Regions from separate parts of the Homo sapiens genome. Here region 1 is linked to region 2. A link is a loop called in an ENCODE intact Hi-C map of the cell type or tissue named here. Cell type or tissue: OCI-LY7. All regions are shown on one strand. Links, peaks and the distances in the headings refer to the core of each region. The heading gives the core; the rest is flanking DNA.

Region 1 (5,367 bases), core at 163-5,162, 320 kb before region 2:
GCGGAGTCCCCTCACCTCTTTCCCAGAAGCCACTGGAGTTACACTGGTTGGGATTTTTGGGCATTGGTTTGCAAGTCCATCAGATGGGGCTAATGAGCTCACCCTTGCATGCAGGTCAGAGGACAGCTCACACTGGCCTAGCCCACAAGGGACTCAGGGAATGAAGGCCACAGTGTGGACCCTCCAACCTGCCCTCAGCTGCCTGATGGCCTACAGGTGTTTTCTAATAGGTGACATGTGTCCATTAAAATAAAATACAACCAACCGCTTACCCCTCCTTGCGCCCATCTCCTTCCTCTGCCCTACTCTCCTTCACAGAACATGTCATCCCCATGACCTATCATGCATGCATTGCGTTAGTCATATATTGCTTGACTCCCCAACACCAAGAAGGGAAGGGATGGTTTATCTGATTTATCACCTTTGTACTCTCAGAGACAAGACAGTACTTGGCACACAGTAGGTGCCCAATAAATGTTTGTTGAATGACTGAATTAACAAATGAATGATGTGCATGAAACTCTGCACAGAGTCATGGAGTGCTTAAAGGCTCCTGGTTACACCTGGCCATTTCACAGGTGAGGACATGAGGCCTCAGGATGGGCTCCCCTGAAGTCCCCAGGCAGGCAGCAGGGGCTCTGATCTGCTCTGTGCCTCTGCTGGGCTGGACCGAAATGGGCCTTGAACACAGGTGTGGGCAGCCACCTGGCCAGGCTCCCCAGCTTGAGCCCTGGCGCCCAACAAAGGCAGGTTGCTGCTGGAGGTAGCTGAGCTGGAGGCCAGAGCCCTGGGCTCTGAGCTGTAACCCCTGAACCTGACCTCTTGGGGTCCTTGGGCCAACAGCCCCTGGCTCACTGGGGTCATCAAGCCTCCCCTAACCAGCCTGAGGGGCACTGTGCCCTGGTAAATCTCTCAGTGAGATGGGAACCCAGAGTCACCTACGCCCACAGGGAGATTCCCCACAGAGGCCTGCTTCACCATCTAAGCCTCACAACAACCCCGGAAGGGAGGACTTTCGCTATGGGTTATATGGAAACCCAGGCCCAGAGATGTTGGGACATCTGTCCCATGTCACATGGCTGGGGCACACTGGGGAGCTGGGATTTGAGACAGAGTGACTGACCCCTCAGGGCACTGAGCAGCCTTCTGTCTGCAGCGTGGGGGCAGGGGTGAAGGTGCCCATTGCTTCCTTATCACTGGGCCTCACTTTTTCCATCTGCCACTGGTTGGGCTCCAGTCCTAAGGAAAGGGCTATCTGTCTTGCCTGCCCCCAAGAGCCAGGGCTGGGGTGGGGGAGGCTTGGCTGGGAGTGAGAGCTCCCAGGCTGCTCCCTGAGGCTGGGTCGGTAAAAGCTTCCTCTGACCCATCTGTTGAACTCCCTGATGACCCCAGTGAGCCAGGGGCTGTTGGCCCAAGGACCCCAAGAGGTCAGGCTCAGGGGTTACAGCTCAGAACCCAGGGAACATCCCCCAACACGCTCCCAGCCCCAGGGATCTACAGATCCTCAAGGTTCCACTCTGGATCATTTCAGAAAGATACTGAACTTGTCAGTGGGTCAAGGGGCTCCTGGGGGGACACATACTGGGCTACTGCCAGATGGGAAATGGCCCCAGCGAGCCTGGGGCAGGGAAGACTTCTGCAAGGCAGTGTCTCCTCAACACAGCCTGGGGAAGCCTTGTGTTCCCTCAGCCATAAACCTCCATTTGCTCAAAGTTTATGCACCATAGGGTTGAGGGGGGCAGCAGTGTGGGAAGGAAACACACCAAATATGCTCCAGGAGCCCTGGGCCACTGTGTGACTTCTGAGGGCCTCTGAGGACTTCTGACTTCTGTGTGACTTCTGAGGGCCTCAGTTTACTCGGCTGTAAACTGGGCATTGTCAAGAGTCCATCTTTCTCAGGGTGGTTGTGAGGGCCGTAGGCAGCGACCCAACACTCCCTGCCATCCAGGTGGGCTGCGGGGCCCTGGTTCTCAACCCTAATGGGGCCTGGGGCTGGTCTAACGCGCAGGGGAGCTAAAGAACTTCCCCTTGCGGCTGTGGGGAAACACCTGGTGTTCCTGGGCCCAGGGCGAGCCTGTGTGCATTCCAGGCAGTGAGAAACGGGTCACAGAATACAGCTCTGAGAAACAGTGAAAACTCTGACGACAGCCCCCAAGACCCTCACCACGGCAGGCTGCCCTGACAGTCGCCAGCCCCTCACAGGTTTCTCAGGGCTGCTGAGGTCCCCTCCCCGGGCCAGGTGGGTGGTACTCACAGTCTCAAAGTGGAGGGGGCGGAGGTGTCCCTGGAACCCCAGTGCCTGGCCTGCCTCTGCGGCCCCGGGGGATGAGCTGTGGGTCCATCCCCACAGCAGGTCCTGACGTCTGACTTCCTCCCTGCTCAGTCGGCATCCAGGAAACCACACCCAGGGGAGAGGGTGCCAGGCACCCTGGGGCCCCCGCCCACCTGCCCTCCAAAAGGCCCCCAGGCACTGCTGAGGGGGCTCCTTCCAGGTCTGGCAAACCCAAATGGCTTCACTGGGCAGGCCCCAGTCAATAAATAATACACCCACCTCCCTGGACAGTCTCTGGTGCCTGATCGTGTTTCAGGGCCACTTAAGTTCCAGGCAGACTGCTTTGTTCAGAGTGCCGGGCCCCTTCTGGGTCTCTGGCCACATGGGCACTGCACTGTCACGGAGGGCCAGCTGGAGCCAGCAGCATAAAGTAGTGTGACAGGGGTCCCTGGAGAGAGGGTGCCCTACTTACTTAGCAGCTTGGGCCCAAAGGGGACCCAGGGGTGGTGCCAGGGTAGGGTGGCCAGTCTCGTCTCCCCATGGCCAGGCAGGGCCCCCCACATCCCCCACAGGGGTGCCATCTGGAGAGCCGCCACCAGCCCATCCTGACATTGCCAGTGTCCGGGCCCAGGCCCCTCCTCCAGGAAGCCTCCTCTCCGCCAGGAGTGCTCTGTCCCTGTCTGAATTCCCACTGCAACCGCCAGCCAGTCTGTCTGTCTCCTTCTTTGGGTCTCAATTGTCATCTCTCATCTAAACAGTGGCCGGCCGCCACATCTCAACCGGCCTTCCCTGCCCCCAACGCCCCACCACTCCCTCTCCACAGTCTCATTTCCTCACAGCAGCCCGGGTGACGGTTTTAAAACAGAAAGCACAGCAATGTTACCCAGCCGTGGCTCTCCCGCCCCAGTCAACTTTCAAGCCCTCTCCAGGATCTGGCCCTGCCACCACGGGGACTGCTCCTCCCGCCCTCTCGACTCCTGCCAGCCTCCTCCTCTGTGCTCCTCCTGCAGGTGCACACAGACCTCAGGGTCCTTACACCAGCTGCTCTCTCTGCCTGCTCTTCCCCAAGGTCCTCACAAACTCACTCCACCCTGTCACTCTCAACGCAAGGCCACCACTGCAGACGAGTCTTTGTTTTCTTTTCAAACAGTCTTATTAAGATATAATTCACACACCATACAACTCACCCATTTAAAATGTATAGTTCAATGATTTTATTAATAGTATATTCCCAGAGGGGTGCAACTGTCACCACTATCTATGTTTAGCATATTTTCATCACTCAAAAAGAACCCCTCCCCAGCCCTGGATCACGGCAAACCTACCTCCCGTCTCTATAGATTTGCCTGTTCTGGACATTTCCTAGAAACGGGACCATACGCTCTGTGGTCTTCCGTCTGGCTTCTTTCACTTAGCATGATGTCCTCAAGGTTCACCTGTGCTGTAACACGTGCCAGAACTTCATTTCTTTTTGTGGCTGAATAATATTCCACACTATGGACAGACCACATTGTGTTTATCTATTCATCCACTGACGGCCACTGGGAGAGGCCCTTCTTGACCTCCCCAGGCCATGTGGCTCCCTCTCCCCGATCACTCTGTCATCCCTCCCTGTTTTATTTTCTTGGCACCGATCTTTGCCTGAAGGCATCTTCATTTGTTTATTTTCTCTTTATCATTTCTCTCTCACCTGAACATCTATCTGCTCCAGGAGGCCTGAGTGTCCACCTCACTCACTGCTGTATCCCCAGGGTCTAGCCCGGGGCAGCAAACAATAGGTGCTCAGCAAACTACTTGCTGATCAGCGGAAGAAAGCCTCTTCCCATGTGTCAGAGTGGCTCATGCCCATGCCGCCTTGCTGCTGGGCTCTGAGCTCTCGGCGACAAGTGCTGCCCTGTGGTGCTTGCCAAGAAGAGCCTCACCCACAACTCCGGTGAGGAAACCAGTAACGCAAAGCCTTGGACTCAGGTCCTCCTCTGTGCTGTGGGACAGTGCTCCTCACAGGGTGGGCGCTAGCTGGCTGGATGTGGGAATGGATAGTTAGCACCTGGCACAGTGTCAGGCACAGAGTAGGTCTTCATCCCCTGAACGAAGACTCGATGCAGGGAGAGGGGGCGGCAGTCACTAGCAGAGATGGGAACCGAGGAGAGGGAGGTGAGGCTGGCAGGGCTGAGGCAATGGTGAGGCCCACGGGTGAAAGGGGAAAGCAGCCATAAGGGAATTTATGTGTGCTCCAGGCAGTGCCCAGAGCCAGAGAAGTGGCGGCTCTGCTCTGCTCTGCCCAGGACCTCCTGCCCATCCCAAACTCAGCTCTGGGCTCTTCCCGGAGATAGACAGCACGAGCCAGGGTGTGTCCAGAAGGCGTGGGTGGGGAGGAGGCTGGTGACCCCTTCCTCAGCCTCAGGGAGTCCTGGTCTCTGCAGGCTGTCCAGAGCTGGGGAGCAGATGGGTTGTGAGGCTCAGAGGACAGGGCCAGGCCACTTCAGTGTGTGGGTGGGTGGCAGCGAGCACCGCAGGAAGGATGGTGCCAGTTCCAAGTGGGAACAAATGTCCTCGCGTCAGAGCTGCCTAGGCATGGCCCAGGCTGGGAGGTGGTGAGCACTCTGTCCCAAGAGGAACGCCCACTGGCCCTCCTGCAGAGGGGCATCAGATGGCTAATTGTCCAGGAAGCTCCCTGGAAGCTCTCAAAGGCTGGCTGCCAGCTGAGCTGTTCACGGCCCTCCTGCCCAGATGCAGCCACGGTGGGAAGGCAGAGGGGGGCAGGGCCAGGGCAGCCAAGGCCACCCCACTCCTTATCAACCAGCACCCTGGGCCCCATGTGTTCCAAGTGAGCTGCCCTGGCCCACGAAGAGGCTCAAACGCCCCATTGGCTCTCAAGGCACAAAACGATCTTTCTTTTTCAATATAATGCCAGATGCAAAAGTGATCTTCCTGCCTGACCTGAGAGGGGCTGTGGATTTATCAGGGCACTGCCCTGTACCCAGAGCAAGGCCTTTGTCTGCCAGGGGCCCAGAGGTGAGTGCCCAGAGAAAGGCCAGCCAGGGAAGACGCAGGGAGGGGAGGGGCGGGGAGCTGGTTAAAGGGTCTCATCCACC
Region 2 (5,367 bases), core at 121-5,120:
GCTGTTTTTGTAGATGGCAGCAGTGGGAGTGGGCCTGGATACAATGCCAGGAGATCTAAGAGTCTGTGGCTCCTCATGCTCCTGGGAGGAAAAAAGGCCCAATCTTGGCCCCACGGACCTCAGGACCACGTGCCGTCAGTTGTCTGAGGCTTCATCAGTCACCCACGGAAAAGTAATTCAGAAATCCAATGGTTCCGAGCAAAGTGTGGCGTCTCACTCTTCCCAGAGCAGTGCCTGCCGTGGGTCAGCCAGCAGGGAGGGAGAGACTATGAGGGCAGTTTCTTTCATCAGCTCCATGGGACATCTACTGTAAAATATCATTTCTGCAGCAAATTGTTCTCAATTTACTGAAGCAAGGCATCCTGGCATAGTGGAGGATGGGGCTTTGAGTCCGACAGAATCCAAAGCCGGTCCCAACATGTCCTGCCACCAGCTGTGTGCACATTATGTCCCCTCTTCTCTCGGCGTTGACTTCTTACTTGGTAAAAGGTGTGTAATGATCCTGTCTTGTCCTATTTCTAAGGACTGTCAACAGGATAAAAACAGACTACCCGCTAAGAAAACTGTTAGCAAACTACTGATACTATGTACTGGGTAGGAAGCAAATTATGCCGTATCTGTTACCCTTTTACATATTTATTAATATAATAAAGAAACCCAGGAAGCAAAGGCCTCCAGCTCCCACGGCTAGTTTCCATCATCTCTGTCTCTTCCACAGCCCTATAGATGACTAGGAGCAAATGTTATTGCCTCTGCCTAAACATTCTTCCCCCACCAACCCCTTCCTCTTAACCTGGGGAACTCTTATTCATCCTTCAAGAACTGCAGCCCGAGCATCTCCATCTGGGACATGCCTCCCCTAAATCCCCATGGACAGCACCCTTCTTTGGGCTCTGGTTTGAATACTACACCTTGCTTTTTAATAGCCTTCTCCTGCTACCCTCCTCCGGGGCACCCTATGTCACCCATATCTGTGTTCCTGGAGCCCAGCATGGAGCCTGGCACTTTGTTACTTTTGGCTGAATGAAAACATGTATGTGTTTCATGCAACATGTAAGTGTCCTGTGGCCCGTGGAGTCTCCCGCTTGGCAACTGCCATTCAAATGCAAGCCACTGTTACGAAAGGCATCCCCTTGGAATCAAAGGTAGGAATTAGGTTTGCAGAAGAGCTTTAAACAGCTTTTCCCAAGCGTTACTGTGCGGCCCCCTCGCCTGGGGATCTCCCTAGGGTGCAGCTTCTCCCTGGGCAGGTCTGGGGTGGGGCTTGAGAGCTGCATCTTCTCTTCCCGGTGATGCTGATGCTTCTGGCTCATGGGCTACACTCTGAGTGGCAAGTCTTGAAACACAACATTTCTAAGCTGGTGTTTTTTTCCCTTTTAAAGACTGAATTTTAGTACCTCGCATAAAAATGTTTCTAGGCTACAAGGAGGAAAAAGAGACCCACAGTGAGAAGTGATTTCAAGAAGCAGAGGAGCACCACAGAGAAGAGAAGGAGCAGGCAGAGGCCTCACCCATTCCAAGCACAGCAGGAGAAAACCTCCCTGAAAGTACCCATGGCTCCTGACAGTGTTGACACATGAGGTGTCGGATGCAAGCACAGCCGCACAACTTTGCTGGAAACAAGAGCTGAGTCACGTACCTGTTTGTCTGCAGCTTTATATATGAGTTGGGCGACATTAATATTTGTTCTGCTTCTATTTCAGGGTTGAGCAGCTGCAGCTTCTCAAACACCTGCAAGAGAGGGCAAGTTTCACTTCCGATGGGGCACTGGAGTCACATTCAGGCCAGATGTCTGCTTCTCTCCTAGCAGCAAGAGCCGAGGAGGGGCCAGAGAGGAGAAAAGCGGCTTTCTCGTCTGTCAGGTCACTGATGACATGATGTGAAGGGCTGACCTTTAAGAGGCCAAAGGTGTGGCCGGGTAGAGTAGCTCAGCCAAGGCAACACAGCAAACCCTCAGTCTCTACAAAATAATTTTAAAAATTAGCCAGGCATGGAGTGTGCAACTGTAGTCCCAGCTACTTGGGAGGCTGAGGCTTGCACTCCAGTCTGAGCAACAGAGCAAGACCCTATCTCACACACACACACACACATGGCCAAAGATATGATGAGAAAAGACAGGCAGGCTCATGTTTGTGTAGTCTAATGGGAGCTCCTTCAAGGAGCCTGGAAACACAGGCCTCTCCCTCCGTGCCCAGTGAGGAAGAACTTTACCTGCCAGGATGTGAGCGCGGAGGGCAGCACACACAACTCCAGCACCAGGGTTTGCTCAGGATAACTGTGCCAGGACTGAGCCTGGGCAAGGTGCCACCGAACTGCTCCCTTCTCTCACAGAGACATCCTGCTCCTCACTGCCACCATCTCAGAACAACCCCCGTTCCACCTCCCAGGCTCCTCTGGCTGGCTCTGGCCATGTTCTTGCAGGATCCACATAGACACACACAGGGGCCTGGTGAGGAGCTCAGTCCGGCAAATGATCAGCCTCATGAGGTCGGCTCAGATCTGATCCTGGGACGCCCAAGTGCTCCAAGGCCCTGGTGGCTCCCCGAGCCCATGGCAACAGCACTTACCTGGGAACTCCAGGCCCCTTCTCTGCAAGACTTCAGATGTGTCCACCACCTGTGTAAGTCCCCTCTCTCAGGCCCCTCAGGGCTGCTGCCTCCTCGGCCTCCCAGCCTGGCTCAGGGGCAACCACTCGCTGGCAGGTAAAGCTGTGCCCTGAGCTCTCCACTGGCCTCTGATCAGACCAGGTGGACACCCCTCGGGCCTGAGCCCTGGGCCATGGCCAATATCATCGGATCTGACGAGTGATTCTCTGAGAGGAAGATGGCCTGATTCCACCCCTCCCAGCTCCTCTGTGCTCTGTCCACGTAAGCCTAGATTTCCTTGTGTGTAACATGGTCCACAACTAACGTCCTCTCCATGCCTGTCTTGAGAGTTGTGGGCTCCATATGAGGTGACAGGAGGAACAACACTTCCCAAACGGTGAGAAACAGCCTTTGGGAGCTGGGTGGGGTTTTGGCGTCAGGTGAGACGAGGCTGACTCGGATGCCCCCTTCCGGCATCCACACGGAAGCCACCTCACTGAGTCTGACTCGGACACACTTACTGCCTGGTAAATACATTCATAAATAGGATTCCTTCTATTTTTTTTTAAACCATGCATTCCTATTTTCTCTCTTTAGATGGAGGGGGAGTTGTAAGATATTTCCCACTTTCCTGTTAACTATAAGAAAAGCAACAGCATGAGCACCATGGTAAATGGCAACTGATACTTGATATCACTGTCAGGGAGAAAACAGGGAGTGGCGGGGCCTGTGGCAAACTGGAGAGTGCAGCTCTAATGGAGTCAAGGTTGCTTCTCATTGCCTGCTGATTTTGCTGTGGCAGACACCATATCTTTAGGACATGCTGCATCTTAGATTTTTACCTGGAATCTTCCTATCTTTACATGACAACAAGCTGTCTCAAAGGCCTGAGTGAGCCAAATAAAACACGTTTGTAGGCTGGATCCAGATTCTCTAGTTTCTGATTTACTCAAACTCTACCTGCTGTCAGATAGGGAAACAGAGGCACAGAGCTGCCAAGTGACCCAACTGAGGTTACAGAATTTGGAAGCTGCAAAACCCTGCCTTTAATTCCATGATAGGCTCCAGGACTTACTTCCTTTTAACAAAGAACATGCATTTGGTGAGTGTGGGGATGTGCATGTGTACCTCTGTGTTGTATGTATGTGTCTCTATGTATGTGTGTCTGTGTGTGCATGTGTGTCGTGTGTGTGTGCATGTGCAGGCAGGGGTGAGGGGTTGGCAGATCGGTGGGGGTTTTTTTGTGGGTGTTTCTTTCTTGAAAAGTTTGCTTCTTTGCCCCTGATCAGGGAGGTGCTTGGGTTAGACATAGTTTATTTCTTCTTGAGGCGGGGACTAGAAACTGTTTCTTTTCTTGGGACATATAAGGAACACTTTTTGTTTTTCTTTACAGCTTAGGAGCACCCAGGGGTTACTGAGGCCCAGAGGAGCAGAACGAGGCCCTTGAAGACAAAAATGCTCTTCAGAGCCAACTTGCCAACTCTCCACCTTGCAGAGGGGCCCAGAGGGGCAGGAACTCGCCCACAGCCCATCCTATAAGTAGCAGGGACAGGCTGGATACAGACACAGGGCTGCACCCCAGGCAGGAGAACCACTAGACGCAGTCCTGACCCCTGGCTCTGAACAAGGCGCCTCCCTCTCTGAGGCTGTTTTCCAAATGCAGACAGGGCACAGTCCCCAGGCCTCTTGAGGCCACCCCCAACTTACCCTGTGACCTTGACCCTCCCCGCCTCAGGGGCATCAGCAGGTGGCAGCCCCTGCAGCCCCTGCCCCGCAGGCTTCACCTGAGGACTGGAGGCAGCAATACTGAAAAACGTGCAAGGGCGCCCCAGCCTCTGTTGGGTGCTCTATGTGTGTTAAATAAACACAAACGATTAAATTATCAGCCACTCAGACACAGTGAGCCCCAAGCTCAGAATTCTTTGCTCTTTTGGCCACACATCAAGTGAGTTCCCACCTCCAGGCCTTTGCCAGCCCCTCCCATCCTGAAACATTACTCCTCTGTGAAGCCTTTGCTTGGCCCCACCTCTGGGCTCCCATAGCACCAATCACACCCGGATGTTTACCCCACTGCGATGGACCACTGTCATCCCCACGGACTGAGAGCTTCTCAGGTCTCTCAGCCCCTGCCCATGCAACATGTGGCCCCGAAGGAAGATTGGGCAGCTGGCACTTCCTCTCCCCCTTCCCTGTGGCCTTTCCACCTGCCTCCTACCTGGACTTGGATCTCATCCGAGAGTTCTCTGGCCAGGCCATACAGCTGCCCCGATGTGGGGTCCACAGCCTTGACCACCACCCTCAGCCCGGTCCGGCCTTTTACCCGGCCGAGCACGTTCATGGCAAAGTTGTACTGTGACGGGAGTCGGATCGACGCCTGGGAAGACATCAAACACGTTTTCAGGGGTAAGGCCCAGGCCCCTGTGTCCTCAAAAAGGCAGAGCCGGACAGTAGCCCCAGACCCCCCAGCCCCCCAGTCCTGGTAGCTGCTGGCCTGTTCTCAAGGGCTCTGCCTTCCTGCCTGGGTTGGGTCTGCTAACCCCAGAGCTGTGCAGACCCGGCTTCCCCAGCATGGGTGCCCGGGTCCTGCCCTGCCTGCATCGCACAACATGCACAGATGCATTTGGAAAACACTGGGCCCACCCACGTAAGCCAGGGGCCTTCATGACAGGATGTCCCTCAGACTTCAGTGCTTCTAGGTCACCCAGAGCGATGCTGGGTTTTGCAGTGTGTCCCTGCAGACTATTCTGTTTGGGGATATCTGCTAATAAGTCTCACTGTTTGT

The links. A loop is a pair of places that touch in the nucleus more often than their neighbours do. Peaks named below come from ENCODE experiments on the same cell type or tissue, not always from the same donor. Only the 100,000 strongest peaks of a DNase experiment are listed, where the experiment ranks them.
Region 1: a loop joins it to region 2, with 5 times the contacts of the local background. A loop is called at or near these places in 2 of 110 quality-filtered maps.

Annotation. Positions count from the first base shown.
Region 1 is chr3:13,013,324-13,018,690 of GRCh38, forward strand. The region is part of intron 1 of IQSEC1 (IQ motif and Sec7 domain ArfGEF 1); the gene reads right to left. Among named protein-coding and RNA genes, the nearest start is that of IQSEC1, 57 kb to the right of the region's middle. RefSeq lists enhancers at 560-1,061, 1,062-1,561, 1,819-2,587, 1,891-1,970, 2,588-3,355 and 4 more. In OCI-LY7, for the core only: no CTCF peak of the experiment used is centred there; DNase peaks (open chromatin) are centred at 1,008, 2,028, 2,338, 3,218 and 1 weaker place; H3K4me3 peaks cover 4,667 bases; H3K27ac peaks cover 5,000 bases.
Region 2 is chr3:13,330,654-13,336,020 of GRCh38, forward strand. It overlaps NUP210 (nucleoporin 210), which reads right to left. Exons shown (of 40, transcript NM_024923.4): 28 at 4,801-4,959; 29 at 1,640-1,731. Among named protein-coding and RNA genes, the nearest start is that of NUP210, 87 kb to the right of the region's middle. RefSeq lists a silencer at 106-273 and enhancers at 1,441-1,800, 2,121-2,170. In OCI-LY7, for the core only: CTCF peaks have their summits at 3,071 (motif pointing left) and 3,276; DNase peaks (open chromatin) are centred at 1,718 and 3,053; H3K4me3 peaks cover 2,351 bases; H3K27ac peaks cover 4,291 bases.